Regions from separate parts of the Mus musculus genome. Here regions 2, 3, 4, 5, 6 and 7 are each linked to region 1. The links are chromatin loops, found by intact Hi-C in ENCODE. Cell type or tissue: heart. All regions are shown on one strand.

The links. Hi-C counts contacts between places; a loop is a spot of excess contacts. Peaks named below come from ENCODE experiments on the same cell type or tissue, not always from the same donor. Only the 100,000 strongest peaks of a DNase experiment are listed, where the experiment ranks them.
Region 2: it touches region 1 in a loop (2.3-fold over the local background); 8 of 42 quality-filtered maps call a loop at or near these places.
Region 3: a loop joins it to region 1, with 6 times the contacts of the local background. A loop is called at or near these places in 34 of 42 quality-filtered maps.
Region 4: a loop joins it to region 1, with 2.3 times the contacts of the local background. A loop is called at or near these places in 2 of 42 quality-filtered maps.
Region 5: a loop joins it to region 1, with 7 times the contacts of the local background. A loop is called at or near these places in 5 of 42 quality-filtered maps.
Region 6: a loop joins it to region 1, with 2.2 times the contacts of the local background. A loop is called at or near these places in 8 of 42 quality-filtered maps.
Region 7: it touches region 1 in a loop (3-fold over the local background); 16 of 42 quality-filtered maps call a loop at or near these places.

Annotation. Positions count from the first base shown.
Region 1 is chr10:19,013,786-19,017,785 of GRCm38, forward strand. It overlaps Tnfaip3 (tumor necrosis factor, alpha-induced protein 3), which reads right to left and starts at 1,625. Exons shown (of 9, transcript NM_009397.3): 1 at 1,368-1,625. In heart, a CTCF peak has its summit at 1,666 (motif pointing right); DNase peaks (open chromatin) are centred at 986 and 1,676; H3K4me3 peaks cover 2,557 bases; H3K27ac peaks cover 3,333 bases.
Region 2 is chr10:19,167,910-19,171,909 of GRCm38, forward strand. The region is part of intron 2 of Gm20139 (predicted gene, 20139); the gene reads left to right. Among named protein-coding and RNA genes, the nearest start is that of Gm20139, 28 kb to the left of the region's middle. In heart, a CTCF peak has its summit at 1,564 (motif pointing left); a DNase peak (open chromatin) is centred at 2,842; H3K27ac peaks cover 1,713 bases.
Region 3 is chr10:19,184,501-19,188,500 of GRCm38, forward strand. The region is part of intron 2 of Gm20139 (predicted gene, 20139); the gene reads left to right. Among named protein-coding and RNA genes, the nearest start is that of Gm20139, 45 kb to the left of the region's middle. In heart, a CTCF peak has its summit at 1,646 (motif pointing left); no DNase peak of the experiment used is centred here; H3K4me3 peaks cover 1,528 bases; H3K27ac peaks cover 998 bases; H3K27me3 peaks cover 1,025 bases.
Region 4 is chr10:19,590,250-19,594,249 of GRCm38, forward strand. It overlaps Ifngr1 (interferon gamma receptor 1), which reads left to right and starts at 1,700. Exons shown (of 7, transcript NM_010511.3): 1 at 1,700-1,948. The coding sequence starts at 1,837. In heart, no CTCF peak of the experiment used is centred here; a DNase peak (open chromatin) is centred at 1,622; H3K4me3 peaks cover 2,028 bases; H3K27ac peaks cover 1,628 bases.
Region 5 is chr10:19,122,063-19,126,062 of GRCm38, forward strand. No RefSeq gene overlaps it. Among named protein-coding and RNA genes, the nearest start is that of Gm20139, 18 kb to the right of the region's middle. In heart, no CTCF peak of the experiment used is centred here; DNase peaks (open chromatin) are centred at 339 and 1,839.
Region 6 is chr10:19,092,165-19,096,164 of GRCm38, forward strand. No RefSeq gene overlaps it. Among named protein-coding and RNA genes, the nearest start is that of 1700124M09Rik, 7.0 kb to the left of the region's middle. In heart, a CTCF peak has its summit at 2,381; a DNase peak (open chromatin) is centred at 2,277.
Region 7 is chr10:18,952,242-18,956,241 of GRCm38, forward strand. No RefSeq gene overlaps it. Among named protein-coding and RNA genes, the nearest start is that of Tnfaip3, 61 kb to the right of the region's middle. In heart, a CTCF peak has its summit at 1,621 (motif pointing right); no DNase peak of the experiment used is centred here.

The sequences.
Region 1 (4,000 bases):
CATAGCACTCTCACTAGCACTACCTGTTTAAAACAGAGCTTAAACCTCTGCCCAAGTTTCCAGTTCTTGGATTTCCCCACATTTAGAGAATAAATTTTCCTGACATATTATTGTAATGTTTTATGGGTAAAAAAAATTTACAACATTACCCTTAACTTTTAAAAATATATTTGTTACCTCACTGCCTTACAGATAAATTTCCCAATTTTTGTCACAGGATCAATAAGATTCTATAGAACTTACTCATCAAAGTCTTTCCCCCAGTTTTATTTTTCCACTCTGAACAGATTTTTTTTTTTGTCTGCGATGTGGAAACTTATGTATTATTTATCAACAGATACCTCGGGCAACTGTTGGGAAGTACCCCTCCAAAAAAAGCAAAGCAAAGCAAAACAAAACAAAACAAATCCATACAAAGAACTGCAAAAGATCCAAGTAGCATCTCAGACAATAAGAATGGAGACCGGATCAGTTGCTCAATAATCTGGGACATCAGAAGGCTAACTAACTGTGATCAGTTCTCCAAACGGTGCCCCCACTTGACCAGACTAGCTTTCCAAAGAAAGATCAGAGACCAGGAGAAAACAAAGCATGCTCCAAAAAGAGCTCTTAATACCTCAGCTTTCCTGAGAGGCCAGGTGGCAGGATGTGGGACAACGGACCCGGACTGACAACACACTATCTCAGTGTGGAGTCGGGGCTGCAGCAGGGAGTCTTACATGCCACCTAAAGTGGAGTCCCCAACAAGCAGGCCAGAGAATCATTTCTGCATGCATACTCTTCTTAAACTGTGGCAACTAGAGACCTAGTGGCAATCTCAAAGCACGCCCCTCCCCTCCACCTCCCGCCCCGCAACCCTCCTCCCACAGATCACTGAAAGGTTAGCTGACCGAAGTCTCCAAGTTGGATTTGGTGGCCTCTGAGAAACCCATCCCCTGTTGGGCCAGTTGTGCACAATATGGGAAAAAAGCCCAACGCGGTTCTGCAAGGTCTACGTGCCTATGAACACGCTGCACTTGATTTCCAAGTGGGGGGGGGGTGTCACCCACGACCACACGACCTAGGAACCCAAAAGGTGACTGACTATTCATCAGCCAGCTGCAGCTCCTGTCACCCTGCAGGATCGAAAAGGAATAGCTAGCTAACTAGTCGGCTGAAGAAACTTCGGGCTGTCAACCTAAACACCTGGCACCGGGACCTCAACTCCGGCCAACAATACCCCAACTCCAGGATCCCTGCAAAGCCAGCGCAAGGCAGCTCCACACTGAGCTGGCCGTGCACCCCGAATCTGGCTGGCAGTGCACCCCACTGACCGAGGACCCCCGCATTCTGCTAGCCGTGCACCCCGCAGCCGGAGCATCGCTCACCTCTTGGGGCCGCGCGGAGCCCTCGCAGAGCCCAAGTGGCCGGCCGGCCGTCACTGGCGCGCGCCGCAGCCCGGGATCGTGGTCCGGGTCGTGGTGGGGGTCGGGCCGAGGCGGAGCCCCATGGACACCCGATCGGGCTCGCTGGCTGAGGGGGTGTGCACGTCTTTCGGCGGCCTGGCTCACCGCTCCGCCTCCGGCTCCGAAGACTACAGACTGGGCAGTTCCCTTTTTTGCCTTTCAGTTGTATGCTTTGCCAACAGGGGGATTTCCGATGGAAATTCCAGTCACGTGACCCGCGTGGCGCGCCGCCGACCGGCAGAGGGCGCTCTAAGCCGTGCCCGCCCCGCCCGGAGAAACTCCTAGGTCCCGCCCCGGGGTGTCCCCGCGTGAGTCACCTGGGCATTTCGGAAGCTGCCTTCCACGTCACATCCATGTGGAAATCGCGGTGATGGGAACTGGAAATGCAATAGGTTCTTTTTTATAGCTTCTTTTCTGAAGAAAATCAGCTGTGAAAAGGAAGGGAAATTAGAGAGAAAACCCAAAAAACCACCCAGACACACAGGACCTCAGGCTTGAAGCTTGGCTTTGAAGTCTGGGCTGTGCACGTGATGAGCACTTCAGAAAGAGCCCTCCGCAGGGTCCCGAAGGGAATTGACAGAAAAAGCGGCAGGGTTCTCCAAGCCATGTGTCAGCTTCAGGTTGGATGCAGTGCAGAGTGAGATCAGACCCCATGGTCCTGCAGTTTTTGAGTTACGGGGGGTGGGGGGGGGCAAGGTCAATTTCAGAGAGAATTAGATTCGCCTCCCCCACCCCCACTCCTACACACCCTCCATTTCTCCTTTATTTCCCTGTTCCAAGGAGCGTTTTAAAGTTTAGAAATTTCTTCAAGTTTATTGCTGGCTTTCCCCGATCCTTCTACAGTTGTTTTCTTAAGTATTGTTTGGCTGGCCTGAGAATTAGTTCGCCCCATGAAGCCAATGGAGGATAGCCTTCCACAATGCCCTGATTGATCCCCGACTTGCCTTTCTTGAGAGGGGAGAAAGCTTCGCTTCACTTAGACAGGGGCTTGAGCTCTGCAGAAAGAAGCGAAAATGCTTTTACCTTTCTGGAGAAAGTGGAGTGTGTATGGGGGTGAGGTGGGGTGGGGTGGGGATACTCTCTGCAGAGCTACACACTAGAAACTGAGGTGGCTTCATTCACTGGCCAGGAAGGGCCACTCTGAGAAGGTGACATTGAAACTCTGTGACAAAGAAACCTCCAGGCAGTCTAGAGATAAGACCTCAAGGGTCAGCCACATTTGATACATCAAGGGGCTGAGCAGAGCTCTCTGGGTGGTTGTGCTGGGGCTAGGGTGCAGGGTGTGAGGCTCTTCCCGGAAAGGAGCCGGGATCTGTTTGAGGGACCACGGGAGGTCTGCGGAGTGACCTGATGTTATTTTAAATAGTGTTTAGTGTGATTAATTTACTCTGTGTGTGTGTGTGTGTGTGTGTGTGTGTGTGTGTGTGTGTGTGTGAGTGTGTATCTCTAGGGTCCCCTGGCAGGATTCCTAGAAAATAGCGCAAACCAGATAGAAATACTCAGTGCCACTGGGACTTCAAGTGTGTTTGCCAAGTTGCCAGACTGTATATTGCCCGTTTGAACTAGAGACATGTGCTTCTTTCCCCAGTAGTGACTGGGCTAGAGGACAGCATTTTCTATTTGTAATGAGAGGCTTGAAGCAAGAGTACTGGCCACTACCCCAGGACAGGTCTAATGGCCATTACCCCAGCCCCACTCCCCACACAGGTCCTTCCCTACTCCGTTTCTATTTAAAACCTGCCAGTATTTGTCTTCTTCTTTACAGATGTTTTCAGCTTCGGACACTTAAGCAGTGTAGCAATTTAAATTCCTGACATATTTATTACAGGCTCACATAAGGTTTTATGTGAAGTTTAGAAAGCTTAAGTGCATGCCCACAGTCTACACAGTCTACACAGTCTTGCTCCAAAGCTCACAGGAGAGGGCCTAGGAATTCCTTTGACAAACACAGCAACTAGCCACAATAGATGCAGGCTCTACCCTCAGGAAACCTCCCAGGCACACAGAGGTGATAAAAGATGCAGGATAGCAAAGCACACACCACGAAGAGAATATTAATCTTCAGACCACAACAGAACCAGGCTCTCTGTCATCTCAGACAGTTCCTCAACGAACCCAGCAGCTTCCATGTGCCCATTCTGGCTCCTGTTTGGCTTCTAGGTTTGCTGAGCTGGGAATTCAATAAAGAAGAATAACAAACCAGGAAGACCAAGTTCAAACCTGTCATTCTCACTGTCCCCACAGAACTGCTTTGCCATCTTGCCTGCCAGGATTTGTGACTGGGCAGATGCAGAAGACGATCTGTAGGCTTTTACATTGCCCACAGTTTAATTGTGCAGCTCACCAGTGCCTCCCAACCTGCCCCAGCCTCCCCCCGCCTCCTCCAGGTCTTCCTAGCCCAGAAAGTAAGTAGAGAGCATACTTCCTAGTTTTCAATGTCTTTTAGGGCACGATTTGGCTGTGCGTTTAGCTTTCCCTTCCTAAATACATGGGCAAGGCCAGTAAGAAGTGTCTGTGCAATGAATGAGAAGGAAAAGAGGGAAGAGGAGAGTGGA
Region 2 (4,000 bases), 150 kb after region 1:
GTACAGCTGCACTTCATAAATGACCCAGAAGCCACCCACTTCCTTTCCCAGTAACTACACAGAGCTGGCATATTCGTTCTGTTGTCCCAGATAGGGAAGGAAGGGCTCAATTAGAAAGGGAGAGGTAGAACTTTAATTGGTAAAAGTGAAAGTGCACTTTCTCTAAAAGCTCAAAGTGATCCTGTTACCGTTTTCCCCAGAAGCGCCTCCGCCCTGTATGCAAACAGTCTCTTTTACCAGAAACACAAATCCTAGATGTGGTGCCCTTTAGAAACTTGCTTGGTCCATCTTCTTCATAGTTGCTCAGTAGGCTGTGGTTGCTTAGCAACCAGTCGAGAAGCATAGAGGTAACCTAAGTCTTTGACTTCTTTCTGGCCTTGAGGTCAAGATTGTACCCCTTCCCACAGCACTGAAACTGACCCAGAAATTGTAACTAAGCTCATCCTTAGCCTCTCCCATCACTTTCCAAGTTCTTCCATGGTTCCTCCTTAGCTCTCTTTGGTTATGGCACAGTTAGTATGATGTAATTCAGAGTAAGCTGGGAACAAGGGGCTGAATCTGGAACTTAGCTAGGTCCTAACCTAGCATCCAGCTCCGTCCTGTTGCAGGAGGGGGGTCTAAGGCCAGGCCTCAGCCTTCGACCTGCCTGCATGCTCAGCTGTGAGTAGACCATCATCACCTTCTGAATCACCGGACCCAGGACAGATGGCTAGGCAGCTGGCTGTTCTTTTTATATGAACTCACTGCCAAGCCAGTTTCACGGTGACCTGAAGGCCTCTGGAAGCCTTGGGAATTCAGACCTTCAGCCATTTGATACAGTTGATAGAGTTGGTGTTTTCCAGCCCTACCGCATTAAGTCCAAATTCATACCTTACTCTCCATTCTCATTCTCAAAATAGGACACAGAGAGAAGTAATCCATCTTCAGCGCCCTGGCATTCCCAGCCAGGACATGGTTAGAAAACATTAAGGTTACCCCTCAGTCTCCATTTAAAGCCAACCATATAAATGGACATTGGTGTTCTCCTGTGTATCCTCTCTGACATTTAAAACATTTCAGTTGTTCATTTCACTGGGGTTTGGACAGCTGTAAGTCACCATCATGCACATAAGATTCCCACTGTAGTAGAAGGTGTTGCCTCAGAGTCTAAGCCAAATCCAAGCCCACACCTTCCCAGAGGTCTCTGTTTTGCCTTATGAATGTACTTGCCATCTATAAGGCTCCACATGCACATGAAGGCAGAGGCTGTGGCTGTCCTGCCTACCTCACTTTTGCCTCTCAGAGCCTAATGTCCCACAACTTCAGAATGAATATTTATAGAGGGAACACCTTGACACTGAGCACTATATGTGTAATTGCACCTGTGTCTTTCTCCTACACTGAATGATTCACAAAGATCAGAACTGTGAAGAGAGGGCCAAGTCGATGAAATATAAGGCTGACATCTATTGTGTCCCTATGCAATGGCAAGCCAAATGATGCTCAGACCCCATATATGCTCAGACACCAAAATATCTTTTCTTTACCATAAAAACAAACAAATAAACAAACACCAAGCAGTGACCTCTAGTGGCTAGTGGCGAGGTAGGATGGAAAATAAAAGCAAAGGGGAGTTTAGAAGGAAAAGTCTTCTAAACAAAACTAAACCCTTACAATGTTTACTTTTTATTGTCAACTTTATTGGATTCAGCATTTCCTTATAGACAAATACTTCCAAAGCATGCCCCTGAGGGTGATTATGAAGAGGTGTAACTGGGGAGGGAAGATCTGCCCTAAGCAGGCAACACCATCTCATGGACTAGGATTCCAGACTGGATAAAAAGGAGGAAAAAAAAAATTCCTAAAATGAATGTCTGCACTCATCTCTCCAGTTCCTGAATGTGGATGCAGTGTGATCAGCCACATCATACTCCCCAACCAGTTCCCGACTATAGATGCAATGTGACCAGCAGCATCACACTGCCACACCAAGCCTTCTCCACCATCATATAGATCCCCAGGATCAAAATGAAGCCTTTTTTTTCTTAAGGTACTTCTGTCAGGCATTTTCTTATAGCTGCGGGACAGTAACTAGTACCACCCTCAGCAATTATCACACAGATACATTTACTGAGAATTTTCTCTCAGACTTGTACTTTAGTATTTCATTGATTCCAACTATGAAACAGATATGATAGCCATAGCATTTGTGCAAGGAGATCTTGGAATGCTGACTAGTTGAAATAACTTGCCAAAGCTGGCAGAGAAGTCAGAATTACATTACAAGTCTATGTCCAGAGTTGACCACCAGCCCCTGGCTAGATGAGGCTGTAAGGATAAGGTCCAAGCTTCACTCATCTCTGTTTAACTCATAGCCAATTGGCCTGAGTCCTAGGCAGCATGTACTAACTTCATGCAGGAAGAGGCATGGTCAAAAACACCAGGAAAGGGTAATTTTTATTTGAAAATGTTCGTGCATGAAAGGAAAAGCCAGCTTAGAAGGGGACAAGTAACAACAGTAGTCTCAGTGCAACAAAAGAAAGAATGTCACATTCTATATGTTTGGAATTCACAGCGTTAAGTTAAAAGAGTATTTTGAAGAAGTTTTGAGAAGTCAAAGCATAGAAAGCGGTTGGAAGGTTCCTGAAGATCTTTTGTTCTGACTTGCTTTTTGTGTAGAGGCTAAGCTGAAGAGGGCCAGTTGGGGCGAATTCTTAAAAGTGTGTAAGTAGATGGTCCATAAGTAAAGCAATTAGAAGCCAGAGTGTCTGGGCAGTTCCCCACTATAGCTCTGGGCAGTGTCTGCACTCCTGTCTCCTGTCTAGTTCTTTTCTCCTGGGCAGACAGTTCCACTCTCAGAGTTGTCGTCATGTGGCTTCCTCTTCTTCCTGCCTTCTCCAGAATGCTTATGTGCTATAATTAGCTCCTTCTCCGAGTGACTTCTCATCTTCTTTCTGACATTTAAAGAAAACGGAAGGAAGTGAAAGCTAAGAAAATAAAAATGAGTATGCAGGCTTGTAACAGACAATTAAGCACATTTCCAGGGTAGCCTGGACTTTAGACCTTTAGATACTTTCAAGTTGATGGGAGCCAGAACTGTATTTCATGATTCGTTGTTATTTAAAATATGTTTACTACCATAATGTATGCATAACTGATTGTCAATGACCCAATTCCTTAGAGGCACTGCACATTGCATTTTGTAGCAATAGAATCATCATCACTACCTATTAGAATAAATAAACATGGGTTAAATCCTAGCATTCATGGTTGGCATTACCAATAGTGGAGTACCCTACACTCACTCTTGCAAATGATTAAATAAGTCAGAAGGGGAGCCTGAGAAACAAGTTACTGTTGCGTGATTGTTCTATTGCCTAACACAGAAAACTTCCCTAACTTAGGCTGGTAGAAAGGAATGATTCCAAGAACTCCCTATGTGCTTTGTGAAGTGGAGATGGATGGTCAGGTTTTTTTCTTTTTAGTACTTTATGCTGTCTCTCTAGGGAAATACTAAGTTATTGAATGTTAGGATGAAGACACACCTCTGCTGCTCTCCACACTCAGCTAGGCAGTCTCTCCATGATTCGATAGAGAGCGAAAGCTGTTTGCACAGTGAGACCTGTGCTCCCGTGTATGGCCCAAGGCTTCTTCCTTGCTGGAACACTGTTAGGACTTTAAAACATTTTTTAGGTTGTAAATTTGGAATTATAACTTGGAACCCACAGCCAGGAAGTTTTAGTTTTTGTGACATTCCAGTGGTACCACCTCCCAGCTTTCTCAGTAATATTCTTCTCTTGTGAAAGGCTAGAAGTGACTTCAACATAAACCATTATATTTCACAGTTTTTACATTCCTTCTACAAATAAAGTGCAAACCGTTTTGCATAAGATAGTTTCTTTATAAATATAAGTAAATAATATGCCAACTCCTTTGCATGTTAGGTTTCTTCATGTCCTTTGTTATAGGTTCTAGCATAGTTGCATAAATACAGAGGAAAAAAACATTTGCTCATAGGGCA
Region 3 (4,000 bases), 170 kb after region 1:
GGTCTCTGGGGCTTCCAATCCTTTAGCTCAAGGGAGGACCAGGCTACCTCTCACAGTCCACTGCTTATAAAATCACAGTATATTCCTTATAAAATCTTCATGGTAACCTGAGGCTGTTCCTGGACAGCTGTTCTCTCTATTTTATCTTCCTGGGTCCCTTAAGACATTTACATTTTAACCCTAGATCTATTTGTTTAACCAGATAGTAGATTCTTCTAAGCTAAAATTTAAGACATAGGACACCATAAACATGCTTTAGCCCTTGGGGGCTGAGGATTGTGGGTATTGTTGGGTATGTGAGAGTTACTATAAAGATGAGTAAGTCTGGTTCCCCTCCCCGCATTGTTCTCCAGTCTTTGATGGGACCCTTTACTCAGTTTCTGCTTCATGCCATTCAGATCTTTTACACAGTCTACTCATTAAATGACACTTTTAGGTGGTTATGGTCTTGTTGATGTTGAACTACAGATAACGTAGAAGCAAAAAGCAGACAGGCCGTCCACGGCAGAGCTAAGCAAGTTGTTTTGACCGTAACCCACAGCAGATGTTACCGTCAGGACTCTGTGTACTGTGATGTACTCTGATCTAGTCCCTCCCCATCCCATGATGCTTGCTACGGCCTACAGAGTTGAGTTCTCAAGCAAAACTGTGCTCCGTTTCATGTGCTCTGTGGTTTATGAAGCTCAAATAGCCAGGTTTAAGAAGTTTTGGTTTCTCTTAAGAAATATCTGGTGTCACTCATGGAGGCTCACACCTCCTGTAATTCTACCACTTGGGAGACTAAGACGGAAATAGTGCTGAGATTTCAAGGCCAGCCTGGATCTTAAAACACCAAAGCAGTTGTTTTTATTTGTTTTGTTTTGCTTGTTTGTTTGTTTCATTGGTTGGGTTTTTTTTTTTTTCTCCTTATTATGAAGACTCCTTATCTATTCATCAGTTGGGATCTCTTGTCATATTCTCTCTCTCTCTCTCTCTCTCTCTCTCTCTCGGTTTAGTATCTTGAGTTAGGGCCTTACTGAGTATTCACGATCCTCCTGCCTCAGTCTCCTGAGTGCCAGGATTTCAAGTGTATGATACCATGTCTAGCTTGGCCAGAGCTTTTTGTTTTAAAATACAGTGTCGTGGATAGAGGAGACAGTTTTGCTCTATTGGAGTCTTATCTACTGAAACTTTTCTACTCGCAGTGGAGTCCTGGAACTGGAGAGAAATTCCGAGGGCAGGTCAGAAGCCTCCACTCCAGGGTGTCCCAGTTAAACCTTTCCAGGTTTAGACTGGGAATCCTGATAAAGTAAGTCACAAAAACGTTAGCTCTTTTCTCTTTTCAACATGCCCCTCTGCACAGCACTGGCCTCCAGCGTGGTTTACCAGCGATCAGCTTGCTGAAGTTTTGATGTCCCTGCAAAGTGCCCAGGTGGCTTGTTTTACTTTGTTTTGAGTTCCCCTGGCGTTCCTTCCAGGTCGCAGTTGCACGGTTGATTTGTTGACTGTGGTTTGAGGTCAATAAGAAGCTTATTCTAGAGAAAGGTGGAGAGAAAACAAAACAAAACAACCACCCAAGATTCAATTGCCCGCGTCAAACAGCTGAGGAAGCTGAGTGTTGTCAGTGGTCGTGAAAAGGAAGAGTGACGTCACTCATTGGTGAAGCAGAGTCGTGTGCTGCCATCTATTGGTAATTCTGTAAAACTGCAGGGTTTAAGCTTTTAATGCCACTTGTTTTAAAACTATCTTGGGAGTGGGGGAGAACTAAGATTCATTTCACCTGCTCTCTAAAGTTCTCCTTCCCAAGCAGCCTAGATCTAGTTAAAGACACTGTGGCTGGCAATGACCTATCTTTAACCCGGAAGAAGCTCCTCAATACGGGAGACCAAAGGGACGGGGGGAATTCCCACACCGGCTCCTGACTGTCCAAGCCGACACACTTCCCCTTCAGGATGGTTTGAGGGAAGAAGAGCCTGTCTGCACGTCTGAGAGATTTCAAAGAACACTCTGTTCTTATCCTTCAGATCTCTGATTGCTTCATGGGCTTTCTGAGAGCGTGTGCAGAGGGGAGCTTTTACACCAAACAAAACAGCTCCTGGGTGTTTGATGCCTGATGCTTCTACGTTCTCCAGTGTCTGGATGGTTTGTCTTTGAGTGAAAAAGGACATTGCATTCCCACCACTTCCATTATCAAAGAGGCTCAGTTCATTCACAAAAGGAAATTGATGCCTAAATAAAGTTAACAGAATTCTATGTTTAAAGGGTTTACACTGGAAAAAATAATCACTTAGTGGCAAATACAATTTAACTAATTAGGCAACTATGTATACTTGTGAGATTTATTTCAAGGGAAATGAATGGCCATGGTTCTGTGGTTCTGTGTGTTTGTGTGTGTGTGTGTGTGTGTGTGTGTGTGTGTGTGTGTGTTTGTGTGTGTATAGATAGATAGATAGACAGACTCTTCTTGTTGGATGCTCAGATACATAAATGAGCAATGAAATTAAAATCTTTAGCCCTAAAGCCACAACAGTAGGAACTGGTAATAAGTAGTTAGGTGGAAGCATGCAGGGAAGGAAGGTGTGTGGAGGGGCAGGTCACCATTTTTTTGGGGGGGGGGGGTGATCAAGGTGTGCCTTAGGAAAACTGCATCTGAACAGAGACTCCAAGTGTGTGGAAGAGTTAATCTTGTAGGCATGAATAGGAATATACTAGATGTGGGGGTCAGAGGGAGTTTGTGCAAAGGACCCAGGCTGTGTCTGGAATGGTAGTCTGAGACAGTGTTCATGGTAGTACAGAGGGACAGGTTGGGCAACTCCTCTTGAGGAAGCTGTCTTGCCCTTCCTCCTCCAGCAGTAAGACTTACACCCAGGGCTTCATGCACGCACGCTGGGCAAGCAAATCTACTAAGCTATACTATAACTTTGGGTTTTAGTCTTAAGTGCAAGGAGTCACTACTGTCTTAAACCAAGGAACCCTGTAATTTTGCACAGCTCTTACAAGAGTTACTCCAGCTGGCCCTTTTAGATAGAAAATAGGCAAATAGGCAAGGTAGGAGATCCATAGGAGACCTAAATTCAGTCAAGCTAGGGACACTGTTGGCTTGCACTGCATTTATAATGGGGTAGGGGGTTGAGAAATGATGAGATTCTGTACGTCAAAATTTAATGACAGATTCATGAGAGCTATGCAAAAGAGTGGTCCAGGACACAAAAACCCCAGGATTTTTTGTCCTGAGCACTGGCAGAAAACTGGCACCATATGGATCTGGGAGATGGCTAGGCAACCCTTACATGCTAGACACAGAACACAGTGAGTTCTCTTAGTTTTCCTGGAGGATACCTGGTCTGGCTGTCTGATCTCATTTGCATATGCAGCCAGAAGCGACCATTTTCAACCTTTCTGACCATAATTCTCCTCAGCTAACGTTTCTAGAGGAGTGCGGTGGGACATGCTGTAAACCAACACTTAGTAGGCAGAAAGATCCCGGCTTGTGAGGCCAGCCTGGGGGTTGTTTCAGCAGCCCTGTGGATGCTAATGTTCCTGCTATAAAATGGCTTAGTATTTGTACACACTCTTCTTCCTGTTGCTTCCAATCAGCTTGGGACAACTCACTGTGCAGGTGGTGGAATGTGGCTTGTAGAATCCATGGACACGGAACTGACTAAGCTTTGTGCTTTATGCCTGGACTGTGTGCTTCGCCTTCTTCCTTCTCTTTCAGAGAAGCCTGATCCACCCTCGCAGCAGCAGCAGCAGCAGCAGCAGCAGCAGCAGCAGCAGCAGCAGCAGCAGCAGCAGCAGCATTGGGTTTCCACCAGGTGTCCACAGTCAGGAAGAGCGGAGATTCTCAGGCTCCCTGCTTCCCAGCAGCAGCCCTGCCTGGGATTTGCGTTGCTTGTGTATCTGCCCACAGTCAGGAACAGCGGAGACTCTCCGGCTCCCTGCTTCCCAGCAGCAGCCCTGCCTGGGATTTGCGTCGCTTGTGTATCTGCTTCAGAGCTCTTCAGAGGGAGAGGTCTGCAGA
Region 4 (4,000 bases), 580 kb after region 1:
TTCACTTCCTATACCCATGGAGGACACTCTACAAAGCCATCCCCACTTTGGAGCAATGTGTGAGGTTGACATGTCTTCACAATCAGATCTAGCTACCTCTCTTTTATCCCAGAGGTTTATCCCAGAGGTTTATCCCAGCAGCACTTCTCAAGGACTGTTTCCATCACTTCATAATCTGCTTCCTGGTAAGCCAGCCTGGGGCACATGGAGTCTCAACTACAACAAAATCTGCAAGCCGCATGGTGCGGTCTCTCCTACTCTATATTCCTAAACAGCAAAGTACAGTAATTTATCCTTGTGCCATACAATGACCAGAAATGCCTTTCTTGAGGTGCATATCAGATGCACACCCAAACTCTTATTCCAAGTACTCACATCTGTAGCACCAAGGGTGAGACATTTGCTGTGTACCTTTTTCAGAAATGCAGAAAACTGAAGTCTAACCTGAATCATATGTACTGAATCTGAACCTGCACAAGGTCACCAAGATTTATCCTGACGTCAAAGTCTGAGAAATGCTGGGCTATTAGCATAATTAATTCGTTAATTAATCAAGACAAATAACAAGCCTTAGCTGGTAACTCCAAGTCTGCAGAATGTCTTCATAACATTTTGCTTGGAAGACTCAGAGAATGTCATGCCAGTATCTCTCTCTACGGTATAGAGCTTGCATTCTAGGAAGCAGAGAAAATCAAATCAATATGCATATTGTAGGAGGGGGTGCAAATGTGTTATTAAAAATAAAGTGGAGTAAAGAGAAGGGGAGAGTGGGTTGCATTCAAATTCCTTGCAGACATGGTGATAAAAGAGAGCTGAGGCGAGTGAGGCAGCACAAGAGTGTTGTCTATAGTAAGTGCAAGGTCACTAAAGTGAATTTAGGGGAATGAGAGAGATTTAAACTAACCGGTGCGGTCAGAGAGGCAAGAGGGACGATCTCTTGATGAAAGACTACTTAGTGATCCGCCCTTTGACATTTCATCATTAAAATGGGCATGTGCTTTTTGTGGTGGTAGTTTGTTTTTGCTAAGAATAAAGTGCTAGCCAAGCACATTGGATTTGCGTTGTGGGAGTCTGAACAAACTGTCTTGAAAACCAGAAGTTTAAGTTCCGCGGACAAAACTGGTGGGAACTGGAGAAGGATTTTTGTAACTTCTCTAACACCTCAGGCTCCAACACGCCTCATGCTGAGGGATGAGATAAGCATGGTGTCTGGTTGTGGACTGAGGCAAAAATCTCCAACCCCAGGTTACTACATAACCAGAATGAGGAACTGAGGAAGGTAGTGTCAGGCTGAAGAAGGTAAGGTTCCGGTCAGAGTTTCAAACGTATCCACAGTCCAGGTCCTGAATACAGAGAAGAGCCCACAGTTTCAAACCTCAGGCTAGTCCACCCCTTCTCCAACTTAGTGAAACTTCTCCGCCCACGCAGCGCACTGCCTGGCTCCCCAGTCCAGACCTCGCCTATAACCATGTCCTAGTCCACTTTAGACCCGCCAAGACACGCCTCCTTGTATAGACCCCGCCTCACATCCCACCTCTACTCCCAACCTCCAATCAACTCTAAGAGATTGCGTATTGGTCCCGCCTCTCTGGCTAGACCCCCGCCCTGAGTCCGCCCCTGAAGAGCTGCCTTTTAACCCTTTGCCCCGTGAGGCTCCGCCTCCCACTTAAGCCACGCCCCTCAGTCCCAGGCTGGTCTCTCAAGCTTTGGTTTTGGCCCCACCCAGCTCCCCGGCAGGCCGCTTGCGGACTTGGCGACTAGTCTGCGGCGGACGTGACGCCAAGGCCAGGCCACGGGCAGCGCGGGTCCCCTGTCAGAGGTGTCCCTCGCGCAGGAATGGGCCCGCAGGCGGCAGCTGGCAGGATGATTCTGCTGGTGGTCCTGATGCTGTCTGCGAAGGTCGGGAGTGGAGCTTTGACGAGCACTGAGGATCCTGAGCCTCCCTCGGGTAATCTCTCCGAGCCGCTGCGGGCTGGGGCGGGAGGCCAGGCCGGAGGCGCCGGGCTGGGAAGTCCCTGCGTTCCTGCTGCGCCGCCCTGGGCAAGGCAGCCCCAAGGGGCCCCGGGGGCTCCGCGGTTTACACGCCGCTTTCGCCTCTTCTTTGCCGACACAACACAAATCTGTGGTCTGTTTTACAGTTAGTTTCCACGGCAGCGTTTGGCATTGTGTGTATGACTTACAGACTTTATTTTCAATCTGTAGTCGGAATCCTCTGAAGGAAAAGGGGTGCCAACGGATACTAAGAGATTCTGATTTGTTTGTTAGTCTGGCGTTTAAGTGTTGAGATGCAAGGGTTCTTCTCGTAGCTTAAATCCTCAGAGCCTTTGATTTCAAATGATTATATATTCCCAGGACATATATGCTGGGAATAGTTCCTCTTTATGATTAGAGCTCTAGAGACAGCAATAAAACTTTTCATGCCCTTCCAGTCCCTAATCGTAAGTATCTGAGAAGTTCCCAATCTCCAGCTGCTGGAAGGCATGGGGAGACCTCTTTAACTCTCAGGCGAGTTCCAGCTCTGAACCCCTCCTATGGTTTCCAGGAGCTTCAGTTAGGCGTGCAGATTCCAATCCTGCCTTGACCTGATTTTCACAGTAGCTAGGATGTAACCACCTAGATGTCAGATGAAGGAAATGAGGTGCATGTTCAAACTGAAGTTCCACTGAGCTATAGAGAAAAATGAAATCATAATTGCAGAACAGTGGAATCAGAAAAAGTGTTAGTTGTGTTACACAGCCAGATTAAAAAAGACAATTACCATGTTTTCTTATGATAAATCAACCCCAGAGAAGTGTGTGTAGGAAATCATGAGAGGGGAGGAAGAGATCTTGAGGAAGAAGAGTTTAAAACAAGCAAAAGCAGGGTAATAAAACTCATGGGACATTAATGTAGAAGAGAGGACTCTTGGGGGAGGCAGGTGACCAGAAACAGAGAGCCAGGAGCAACTAAGGAATGAATCAGAAGCAATAATGGTATGTATGCAATATGTATGAAAATGTCTTATTAAAATCTTGTGCTTTCATAATTTAAAATTTTAAATTAAATATAGGATGCATGTATGGAAAAAAATTAAGCAAACAAATCCTTAGACATCCCTTAGGATAGACATGGTACCAAGGGCTAGGTAGATGAATTATAGTTATGACTTACTGAATGCTGGGCACTGTCTATTTTCACATAACAGATCTATTTCTACAGTCACCTCTACTAAAAGTGCCACCGGTATCTGCATCCATGGTGAGGCACACGGGGCTGCCCAAGTGGTAGGAGCCACTTACTAGGTGGTAGAGTACAAATTCTTAACCATCCCACTGCCAGCAATTACCAGGGGGAGTCGCCTGTCCCTGTTGTCCATTGAAGTACACTGTGATCAGAGATTGAATTTACTTTCAGGCTGCTGGAAATCAAGACTGGGTACCTAACCTCATTCAGGGGACTCTGGGAAGACTTTTTCAGAGAGATGTAGCTTAGAACCAGAGGCTTAGAGAGAATGTGCTTGCAGGGATATGAAGTGGTATGTTCAACTAGTGGGAGAGTTTTAACAGACTGTGTGGCAGGAGAGAAATAGGAAACCACTGGAATTCTTGTTGTGTATTAATATCAAGGAATGGAAATGGGGCTTTAATTGGCTTAACCCAAAACAGAAGGTTATTGGTTCAGAGAATGAGATACCAGCTTGGCTTCGGGAAGTTGGAACACAAGAAAGCTACCACTGATGAGCAGTGGTTGTGCACACCTTTAATACCAGCACTTAGGAGGCAGGGGTGGTGGATCTCTGAGTTCGAGGCCAGCCTGGCCTACAGAGTGAGTCCCAGGACAGCCAGGGCTTCACAGGGAAACCCCATCTCAAACAAACAAACAAAACTGAAGAAGAAAGGAGGAGGAAGGAGGAAGAGGAAGAGGAGGAGAGAAGGAAGAGGAGGAGGAAGAGGAGGCAGCAGCTACCATGTACCATTTTTTATTTCTAGTTGTCCTGGTTATTGACAGATTCCCTATTTGG
Region 5 (4,000 bases), 110 kb after region 1:
TCACTTTCCTAAGAAGTCCTCAGGAGCTGGTGACTGTGACCATCAGTGGTAAAGAAAGACCCTACAGCTCCTCGGTAGCCTCTGCTGCACCGGTTCGGTACTCGTTCTGCAGAAGAGGCCTAACTTCTGTCTTTCTTCGCCAGACCAGGAGCTGTCTATGAGCACCTGCCTCCACATCAGAACTCTGATTCGGAAATGCTACTTTTATCTGATGCTCTAGAATATCTGTCATCATCACTGCCATTTCTACGGCTCTGTTGTGAGCCAAGCACCAAGAATATGAAAGTGGGAGTGGGAGTGGGAGGAGAGCGGCTGTGCATGCCAGGAGGATGTGCTCTGGTTAGACAACAGCTTCCTCTCTTTGAATGTGCGTCATTGCCTTTGGCAGTTCCTGGACCTCAAAGCTCAGCTCTACTCTGCCAGATGAATCCCAGATTCAGCCCTGTGGAAGCTGCGTTGTGATTACAATTGTTTCACAGAGACCATAAACTGCTTCTCTTAGGAGAAACATACCGAATTGTGTTGAACTCTGACCTGTATAACTTACTACTTTCTGTGGTAGAGATAAATGCCTGTTGCTGTTAGCTCCTTTAAAAAAAATGACTTGTTAGGAACTTAAAATGTTAAGGAAAACTTATTTAGACCCCCAGAGACTCTAAAATGCACCATCTCTCTTTTTAGTGGCACCAAGCTTGATAAAAGTTGTCATGGCAACTTTGTGGAACCACGTGACCACAGGGATACAGGGCTGACTATGCTCACTCATGCATCTCTGCCTGTTGGTTGATCCAAGTTGTTTACTAAGAGTGGACTTCTCCCCTCCTGTCCAAATTCAGGTGTCAAATCTCCAGTTGTTGAGATGGTACTTGCAGGTATCTGGAGCCTTTGGGAGAACATAAGACAATGACATAGAGCTCTCTTGCATAGAATCAGTGACCTTATGAGACAACCAACCAGATGCTTTGTAGATGATGCTGTCCCTCATATCCCCACACTGCCAGGCATTGTCAACCGCATTGTGCCTTTTGACACATCCATAGGTGGTAAGCCTGGGGGTAGTGTTGCCTCCTATATGCTGCCTTCCAGTGCCAGAGGCAGCAGACGCTTCCTTACCTGAGCTGAAGGGAAAAGATCTGACTGTAGGGCTCTCACGTTCCAGAATTATTCCAGGACTCACTGTGAGGCTGTAATGCCACACACCATAATGGCACTGGTGTCAGGCAATTTGACGATGAGAACGCCATCCTAAACCACACAGGTCTTGGCGTGCTGTCCCTGACAAACACCTAACCAAATTAGGGTAAAGTTTTCCTCCATGCTGTCAAGATTCAGTGGTTACATGGCCAGCACGTGGACTTTAGAAAGGCGAAAGATGATAGAGCACTGTGATTCAGAAAGGGTAAAATAAAATCAATAGGATCACCGCTACTGATAGTGGATGACTTTACACATCTGACTTTTGTTTACCTTACCCAATATATGCCAGACCATCTGAGGGTCAAGAGAGCACTTTTCCATATGTGTGTGTGTGTGTGTGTGTGTGTGTGTGTGTGTGTGTGTGTGTGTGAAGAGAGCACTTTTCCATATATATATATATATATATATATATATATATATATATATCTTAAAAAGCTCCCCCCCAAGGCATGGCTCTGCCCATCATCTCTGCCTAGGCTTCACTCTTTACTGCAAGATTGTCTGACAAGTTGTCAGAACTGTATGAAGTTGCTTTCCAGGAGACAAGCTCCCCCTCTAAGCGCCTCCAGCCTTTTCCTTTCCTAGCTTGAGATTCCTGGGGAAATTCCAGTTTCCTGGGGTCCATTGTTTCCCTGGTCTCCGAGGCAAAGGGCGGAGCACCAGCAGCTCTTTAGAGTATCTTCCTTGTTTGCCAAGAGAATTGCTACAGGAACTATGAAATCCCACTCTTACACTTCAGGAAATGTGGACAGGGAGAGCGAATGTGCGAAGCCTCGCTATGGGGTATATTGCCGTACAGCTAAGCCAGCCAGGCCATAGGACAAGTTTGCCTTCTCCTCACCTTCTGCTTTAGAAACTACTCACAAGCATGTCTGAGATCAGCTTCCATGCTGTTTGCCACCGAGTTTTCAGTTTTCCATTTAGCTCATGCTTTAGCAGCCCTCTTGGGCCAGGCAAGGAACAGAGCATGCGCAGAGGCACACAGTTGGTTTCCCAGGGGGCCATTCGTTACCCTTCCACATAACTCTGAATCAGTGGAAGTAAAGTTATGAGAGGAAAGCTGAGGTGAGACTTCAGGGTAAAAAATGCATTCTCTCCTTCTTCAGAGAGGAATCATGGAGACAAGTCTTCTGCAAGCCAGATCCTAGGAGCCTAAGGCTAGTGTGCCTATGCAGACAGGGTGCCTCATAGGTACTCCAGGTTCTCAAGGTGACAATAAAAGCAGCTCACCAGACAGAGCTGTGGGTGGCTTCATAGAATATGAGGTAGAGAAATTTAATCTATCCTGTCCCCACTTTCACTCACTCACTAGCCGTGTAGTTCTAGTAGTCACTTAGCTTCTCTCAAACATTCATTTTGTCTGCAAGAATTATGTGGCCTGACTCACTCGTAGGTCTCTGTAGCTCAAAAGAGATTGTAAAGATGAACGCACTATTGTGAATTGAAGTGCTCGGCTTGTCTAAGGTAACATCTTCATTCACACTTGATGATCTGGCTGATTTATGTTTACAGACCTCTTTGATATGTCTCAGGGGATTCCTGGATGGCCTCACACCCTGGCAGAATTTGCTTGTCTGGCGTTTAAGACATGCTAGGAGACTCTCCTTACAAAGTTGTCTGTCTGCCTGTGGCTTCCACTTTTTCTGCATCTGTAAAAATGAATGTCTAACGTAGCTTGAGGCCAGTAAGCAAAACCCACATCCCTTTATCGCTCAGTTCTGAGAAGGAGGTCAATTTAGCAACTCCGTGAGAAAAGAACCTTCTTGGTTCCTTTTATTGCTGAAGTCATTCCCAGAGGTACACAGTGGGTCTAACCTAGTAGTCAATCCAGTAGTTCAAATGCAAAAGCAACCAAGTTTGTTGGGGTTCAATGGGTTGGACATAGAAGCAACGGTTTCTTTATAACAACCTGTGGGAAAAGTCTAGAGAGAGAATATGCCGTCATATCCCAGCCTGGCCCAGAGAAGTGCCGGGGGTGGGGGGAGGACACTGAAAACTGATGAAAGATAATGAAAAATAGAAAAAGAACCAAGGATTAGGAAAGAAAGATAATGTTCTATTTAAGAGATGAAGGGGAGGGACAAAGACCTTATCACACTGAGGCTTTTCTAACTATAAATAGTAACATGTAAGGAGCATGCTCTATGTAAGCAACCACCATCTCTGTCTCACAGCAGGGAAATGGGACACAAAGATGCTGAGCAATCTTCCCAGGAATGAGCAGCCAGTGAGGATCCATCCTGAATCCGACCCCAGATTGATGGTCTGGCTCCAGCATCCACAGTCCTAATGGCCTCAGCTATACAGAACTCTGTGTTATCCCATAAGGTCATTGTTGCATCTCTTGTAGAGTAAGTGGGAGTGAAGAGTCTGCTAGGAATCCTGCCTTCTCGGTTATCTTGAAAGGAAAAGAAAATAAGGTGGCTCCTATAGCTGTGTCCTTAGATTCCTGCTTCTTAATTTTAACTCCAGATACGAACAAGGCTTGCATGTATTTTATACGTATTAACCAGAGCATCAAGGAATATAGACTGGGCAAATTAATATAGACTTATGAATGATGGGTACAAGTTACATTTGAATAATGTTTTATAATTTATAGAGTTTGTTCAAATTAGTTTTCTCATTTGAATTTCCTAATAGCTTAGGTAAAGAAAAAAAAGTATTTTCCTATCTTAAAAATAAGCAGATGAAGCTCAGAAAGTACTCAGAGGAAGAGAAGTAGCAGCTTTGTCAACCTAAGGGCCCAGCACGTAGGGCCATATGCTTTGCCTCCTTTGACAGAGGTTTCTGTACAGATGCA
Region 6 (4,000 bases), 78 kb after region 1:
GTGAACAGAGAGATAATTCAGTGGTTTGAGTAAGGGCCTATAGAAGCCACATGAGTACAAACTGCAGGCAGACTCGAGGAGCCAAGGTTGGCCCAGTAGGTCTAGTAGATAGCCCAGCAATAGGAATGGAGCTGCAGTCTTAAAGCCACAAAGAACTGAATTCTGCTATCATCACTGTGAGTTTGAGAAGGATTATGGGCTCAGAACAGAATGTACCATGGACCACTCCTTCACCTCAGCCTATGGAAGCCAGAGCAGAGTCTCCAGCTCAGAAAACATGAAGATAATGAATGGTTATTTTCTAAAGCCATTAAATACAGAGTGACTAGAAACTAATGCAAGTTATTGCTGCTGCTGCTGCTGCTTCTTCTTCTTCTTCTTCTTCTTCTTCTTCTTCTTCTTCTTCTTCCTCCTCCTCCTCCTCCTCCTCCTCCTCCTCTTCCTCCTCCTCCTCCTTCTTCTTCCTCCTCCTCCTCCTCCTCCCTCTTCTTCTTCTTCTTCTTCTTCTTCTTCTTCTTCTTCTTCCTCCTCCTCCTCCTCCTCCTCTTCCTCCTCCTCCTCCTCCTTCTTCCTCCTCCTCCTCCTCCTCCCTCTTCTTCTTCTTCTTCTTCTTCTTCTTCTTCTTCTTCTTCTTCTTCTTCTTCTTCCTCCTCCTCCTCCTCCTCCTCCTCCTCCTCCTCTTCCTCCTCCTCCTCCTCCTTCTTCCTCCTCCTCCTCCTCCTCCTCCTCTTCCTCCTCCTCCTCCTCCTTCTTCTTCCTCCTCCTCCTCCTCCTCCCTCTTCTTCTTCTTCTTCTTCTTCTTCTTCTTCTTCTTCTTCTTCTTCTTCTTCTTCTTCTGTTTCAGTACTCTTGAGAGGGTGTGGTTTCGAGATGCAAGAATTCACACAAAGCAGCCTCCAAACATTGACTGGGTCGAAGTAAAAAAAAAAAAATCTACATCCTCTCTGTCCCAGAAGCTTAAATTGCTTGAAATGCGTATAATTATTCATTTTGGATTTATCCATAATGAGAGGCTTTATTGGAGGATTCTAGAAGACTACTGGTGTGTCCAGGAACATGGAGACTCAACTCTTACAAGGATTTTATTCGGTAGGAGCGTGTTAGAGGTGTGCTTACCACTGCCCAGCACACCCAGAGATTCTGATGGAGAACGTGCTCACAAGTAAAACCCAGGAGTCTGCATCTTTAACAAGCAGCAGCGAGGGGTTTGAAAGCAATGACCTGTGCCCTAAGCTGACAAACCCAAGGCTTTGGGGTGGGGGAGGAAGCATCACAAAGAGTGGACTGGTGACTACTCAGAATTCCAGGAAGGGTCCCAAAAGGAAACAAACTCTAACTTCTTTGACTGAATCAAGTAATTTCAGTGAAGAAATTTAAGCGTGCAGGCAAGTATAAAGGATACAATAAGGGTTGTTCACGTGCTGGGTGAGTGGCAATGGCAGGGAGTCCTCATATGCTTGTGACTGCAGGGGCAATAGGATCGTGAAAGCATCCTCAGGCAATCCCTCGGAGCCACAGGGTGATGAAGACAGGCCTGAGCAGGGAATATGGGCAAGAAGGTATTCAAGATGCAGCATGTTAAAGAGAGTTTGCACGGTAAACACACATCCAATTAGACCCACACATAAGTGTTTCCACATAAAAACACACAGACACACACGTACACACACACAGACATACACACACGAGACATTGATTGGAGCAGGAAGGTAGAGAGTAGAGGTCACTTTTCATATCAGAACCCAGTTGGAGGCTGTCCCACAAGACCCACTGATTACATTATCCCAAGGGTGAACTTCCTTCCTCATGTGCAAAGCAAGGCAGCAAGGGGCAGTAAATATCTCAGGGGACAGAAAATAACCAGCACATTAAAAACATTATTTTTAACATTTATTTATTTGTATATGAGTGTCTCTGAGCCATGGTGTGTGTAAGGAGGTCAGGAGGCTCCTTGTAGAAGCCGGTTCTCTCCTTTTCCCATGTGAATCCTACTCATTAAACTCGGGTGCTCACGCAGGCTTGATAGCAAGTACTGGCTGGCCAACTTGCCAACCTGTAACCCGCACATTCTAAATGTCAGAAACAACATCATAAACAGGAAGAACTTCTGAGAAACGAGGAGTGAGCAGACCGAATACAGTTCCCATAGATAGAAATGGGTGTATGTGATATCCCAAGTTAGGTATCTCAGCTTGGGCACTAGGATGAATTGGTACCAGGGCTCTGCTGCCATCCACACAGAAAACAGTGAGAATCGCGCATGCGTATCCGCCAGAGCCTTCCTGAGACACTCCGAGGACACTTCCTCCTATCTGCGCTGGTACAGTTGCCTTCTTGGCTAACAGCGTTACCAAAGCTCACTGCTGCCCTCTGGGTAAAGCAAACCAGTGAACTAAAGTGCCCTGTCACTTATGACAAATGACTAAGCATCTATTTCCCTCATTAGATTGGGAGAGGAACACGTTTCCAAAACATACATCTATGTATTTCATCTTACCACCCAGATAGACACAACACAACACAAAGTGTATCAATTCATGGAACTGGTCCTTTTTTCCCATTGGTAAACATAGGAAAAATTAAATGCTCAGTCTCGTTTAAAGTGTAGTGGTCCTGTAATTGAAGCATCTCTTAGTCTGTCTGAATGTGTGGTCTGTGGATAAAGTATTTCAGGAAGCCTTGCCTCAGTCACCGAAATTCAACCTTGAAAAAAAAATGGGTTGTAACAGTCAGTCAGTGTGAACAGGAAGGTAGCTCTCTAGCTCTTTCCTATTTTTCTTTCTCTTAATTCCTTTTGTTCTGTATTTCCTTCTTTAAAAATTTTTTTTTATTTGAAACTCTGTGATCTTTAAAACTCATGTGGTCTTGAACTTACTATGTAGTTGAGGCTATCTTTGAACCCTAATCACCCCACCTCTTCATCCTAGGTGCTAGAATTACAAGCGTGCACCATGATAAAGTACTCAAGTACTTTAGTTTTTTGACTAAGTTTAGTGTGAGGCAGGAGAACCAAGAAGTGTTCATATAGTTGAGCATTTTGGTGTTTTTGGCCCATTACTGTCTTTGCCATTTGCTGGCATGTGCCCTTCTGCATGATAACCCCTTTTCTAAGATCCAAATCAGTAAGTGGGGAAGTTCTTCCTTAGAGGATTCCCTTAATTTATCAGAAATGCATATGGATGATTTTCAAAGTCTATAGCCTACATGTGTGAACTTGCTTGAAAATCATTATAGTTATAGGGCCCTATGATGATCTTCTAGTTCATACGGACAATAATGGTTTCCTATATTACAATGTTAGTGATGTCGTAGCCTTTTAGTGTGTGTGAAAATTTGCCTCATAATGTTCCCATAATGTTGAAATCATAATACATGACTATATTTGCTGCACTTTTGCAATTATTTGTGGCAACAGAGGGGACAGTTTAAAAAAAAGACAGAGTCTATAGTCGATGAGCTCAGCTGAGGTCAGGCAAAGCCATTCTCTGCCTTTCTCTTCCAGCCTTCATATAGAATCCAATGATGGTTTCTACACTACATTGCCTTATTTTGCTTGTAGCTTTAATATTAAGAATGGTCCCTAGCTGTAACTCTGCAGTGTTCACAAGCTGAAGAAAGCTATCATATACACTATCATATACCACAGTATAGCTCAATTTGGAAAGGAGGTCCTTAAGAAGTCAGTTAAGGTTATAAGGGTTAGACCCAGTTGGATAGGAGTGGGATTTCTGTAAAAGAAATCCATGCATTCTCTCCTCAGCAAATAAACCAAGTAGAGAAAAAAAATCCATGTGAAATCTAGGAAAAGTAAATTAAACTTACAGGCTGTTTGATCTGAACTTTCTTGCCAAAACTGAGAAAATAACTTCTATTGATTAAAGATCTGGCCTATAATGTTTATATATATATACACACACACACATACATATATATAGTATACTATATATAGTATATATAGTATAATTATTTTATATATTATCTATAGTATATATTACATATA
Region 7 (4,000 bases), 62 kb before region 1:
ATCTACCAAGTGTCAAGATGATAGGCATGAACACTCGGATGTTGTTACTTATCTTTGAGGTAGAGTCATTTTGACTGAATGATGGGTTTGGGGGGGGGGGATGAGAGAAAGCACTAGCCAGCAAAAGATCTCTAAGTTCAGCATCTAATCATCTTATAACCAATGATTAGAGTAAAAACAGGTTCTGAGAAAGAAATAGGGTATGCAAAGAAAGGAGGCACTTGAGTGAGGAGTTGAATGAGAGGGTTCCATGCAAGCGTCCAGATCTGGGGTCTGACAGGAGATAAAAATATGGGTCTGTTTGCATATACAGGAACTTAGAACCCGTGGCCTGAAGGAGAGAAGATACCCGGAGAAAAGGATCCTCCTCCAGTCTGAATGCTGAAAAACCCGAATCCTGATAGAAGAGACAGAGGTTAAGTGTCCAGGGATGTGAGGAGGGAAATTTGTTCCAGGTCATTAGTTAATAAGGAGTTGAATCCAAATTCTGAAGGCAGTGATTGTGAGGATTCCTGTGGGGTCAGACACAGAAAGAACCCTCTGCGTGGCCTCTGTGGCTCTTCCACTCCAAACTCCACATTTAGGCAGACTCTGAGAGATTCTCCCCTAGGTGGTCTCTAGGCACCATGGATGTTCCTAAAGCAGTCTAAAACATACAGGCATCTAGGTACTTCTTAAGGTGCTGTTTGGTAGATTGTAACACTACTACAACACCCATCTATATCTTCTCCCTCATTCACTCACTCATCCGTCAAATACTGCGTGTTTGCCATCAGATCCTGCAGTTCAAGCCCAGAGGATAACCTGGGAAATAACCCAGATGAAGTTTCTGCTCTTGCAGAGCTGATACTGGGAAGGGGGTTCCCCATTCCACCTCTGTGCCTTCATGGCTTCTCCATGGCTCATATTCATTCCCAGACTCACAAATGTTCTTTCTACCCTCCTCACCCTGTTCTTGCCCTCTACTTATTCAAATCCTCCATTTCTGTAGAAGACAGCATGTCTAAAAATAGCATGTTATGTTCTTGCTTGTGAGTACTGATCTATCTGCCTTTGGTTCTTGCTCCCTTCTGCAGAGATGCACACCTGCCTACAGAGAGATCAAGGGCCTCCCAGCAGACCCCAATATGGCAGCTTGTGCAGAGATAACAGATCTCTCTATATGCAAACTCATCAAAGAAGTAAGCCTAACAAAGCAGGCACATAGAAGGGGTTGGAATCTGAACCTTAGTGGGTGAATGTAGTGGGCATTGAGAGTTGCAGAGAAAAGAATGGAGTCAGAGGAAATAGTAAGTGGGATCTAACAAACTGCTTCAGGACACACAGGGAGAAGGCCAAGTCCAGGAGACCCAGGAAAGAGATTCTGGCTGTTCTAATTTATCCTACCTAGCACACTACCTGTCACTAGGATCAGAAACAGAGCTCTATTCTGTGCTTGTCTTAGGAGCCCAGGAGCAAGGGGAGCCTCCTGTAAGAAAGGTCAGTTCATCTTCAGCAGCACAAACTATATTAGGAACATTTTTCTGGGTGTTAACCTAATTAATACCAAAGCCTTCTCAATCACGGGGATTAGTCTAATGCTCTTCTATGAGTGGTGGGTCACTGGTGAGTTTTCTTATAGTCCAGTAGATGGAGCTATAGCTTTGAAAGGTTCTAGATGCTTCTATTGCTGTGCCCACAGGCTCTACCAAATGTAGGAAAGAAGGAATGAGGAATTAGCAATAGAAGAGTGTTAGTCAGTGTAAAGCAACTTGGTATAGAATCTGTGATTGTGTAGTTCCTGGTCTCAGTATCTGACCCCCAGAACACAATCAGTAGTGAATGAATACTGTGTCATCAGTTAGGAATAAAGTTAAAGTAACAATTCTCCCCTCCTTATTCTTTGTTTTGCTCTGATTGTTTGTATGTATATGCCTTTTGGACACTCATATCCAATTAAAATTTGGAATAACTATGTGAAACTTGCCTTCAGGTTCAAGTTGGTGCTTAAGAGAACATATTGGAAGAGACATACGCCCCAAAAAAAAAAAAAAAAAAAAAAAACAACAACAACAAAAAGCAACCAACCAACCAAACAAACAAACAAAAAAAACAAGAAAAAACCTGCTAGAGGCTCCCATCTGCTTCCCAGGCCCCAATACTGTGGCCTGGGCACTGTTTCTTGAAGGGTTTCCCTGCTACTTGCATCAGAGTTGTCGGATTTATTTGCCAAAATTCCGGTTCCTAGCCATACTCCAAACAATCAAATTTGGTTCTTTTGCAAACTAAGCGTAGAAATCTGTCTCAGATAGGAAGGGCAGCCAGCAATCACTTATCTGAATTCTCAAATTGTGAAGACTACTGAAGACTCTGGAAGGTATACATTTTTATTTTGTTTGGTTGTTTGTTTTATACACTCACAGTATAAAATCTGACCCATTTGCTATCTGAAGCCTAGTTCTCCATTTAGATTACCTGGCATAGAAATGCACACATCCTTTGTTATATAGATAGTAATGTGCTGGAGAAAAAGAATCTGCCCCTCACACTCTTGAGGACATCATGCAATGTATACTGAATTGTGACTCTAAAGTCCAAAGACTTTTTTGAGTTTAGAGGTATGGCCTAAATGTTTCAGATGATAGTCTTAAACTATGTTTTCAGGCCCTCTCTGAAGGTGATTTTTGAAGCAGGTATATTTCAGGTTCTGGGGTAGGGAGAGCCTAAATAAATAGTCTTGAGCAAGAGAAATAAAGATGCTTGCCACTAAACCCGATGGCCTGAGTTTAATCCCCAGAATCCACTTGACAGGAGAAAACTGACTCCTGCAAGTTGTCCTCCAACCACACAGTGTGCATAAGTATAAATATGAGTGTTCACAAACACACACACACACACACACACACACACACACACACACACACACACACACATACTTTTCTAACAAACAAACAAATAAAAAAAAATCTGGGGGGTTGCAATTCTCATCCCTGAAAATGAAGGATGATCTTAAAGACTTTTGATTCCTAAAATTTTGACTCTCATGTTTCTTCAATGAAAATTTTATTACTTGTATAAGTGTTAGATTATAGCACCTTACATAGTTTTGTTTTTAAATTTTGAAGAGAAAAATCTTTCTCTTTTAGATTTGTAAAAAGATTAATGGTGTGTGTGTGTGTGTGTGTGTGTGTGTGTGTGTGTGAAGGGAAAGAAATGTATTTAGGCTGTTTAATATTTTTATGTTCCAGGGCTGAGGGCATAGTTCAGGGTTACATGTTTGTCTGGCGCCAAACGATCCCCAACTTTGACCTCAGCATCCCATAAATTGAATGTGGTGAGGCAGAGACAAGAGGATCAGAAATTCAAGGTCATCTTTGGTTACATAGCAAGTTCAGTTCCAGGGCAGCCTAGAGTTAAATAAGATTCTGTCCAATAAGAAAGAAAGAAAAGAAAACAAAAGAAAGGAGAAAAGGAAAGAGAATAAAAGAGAAAAGAAAAGAAAAAAGAAAACTTTTGTGATCTAATGTATAACTACTAGAATCCAGAAGTCATGAATACAGAAGGAGTCATGGAATATTTTAGAACTCCATATAAGATATGGAGGACTAGAGAGGTAGACTAAAAGAAAACTGGAAATGCTTTCACTACCAGCACAGAACTTAATTAGGTCAAAAGTCAACAAGCTGCCTTCAGCAGAATTCTCATGATCCCAAAGCCACATGACTGGGATCTCTTTCTATATGGTGATGTTATAATTAATGATTATATAAAAAGCCCTATTAAGTTTTGAAACAAGATGTTAAAATGCCCAATTAAGACATTCATATAACACAAATTGGAACAAAACAAACAAACAAACAAACAAACAAAAAACGGAGGTCTAAGTTCACTTCCTCACGAACAATAGGCTGCGTTGTGTTCTTACACAAGGTGTCCATTGAAGTGCTGATGTCCAGCTCCTTCGCTGGAACCTTACTTGGAGATAGTAATGTTATACAGATAATCTGTGAACGTGTGAAAT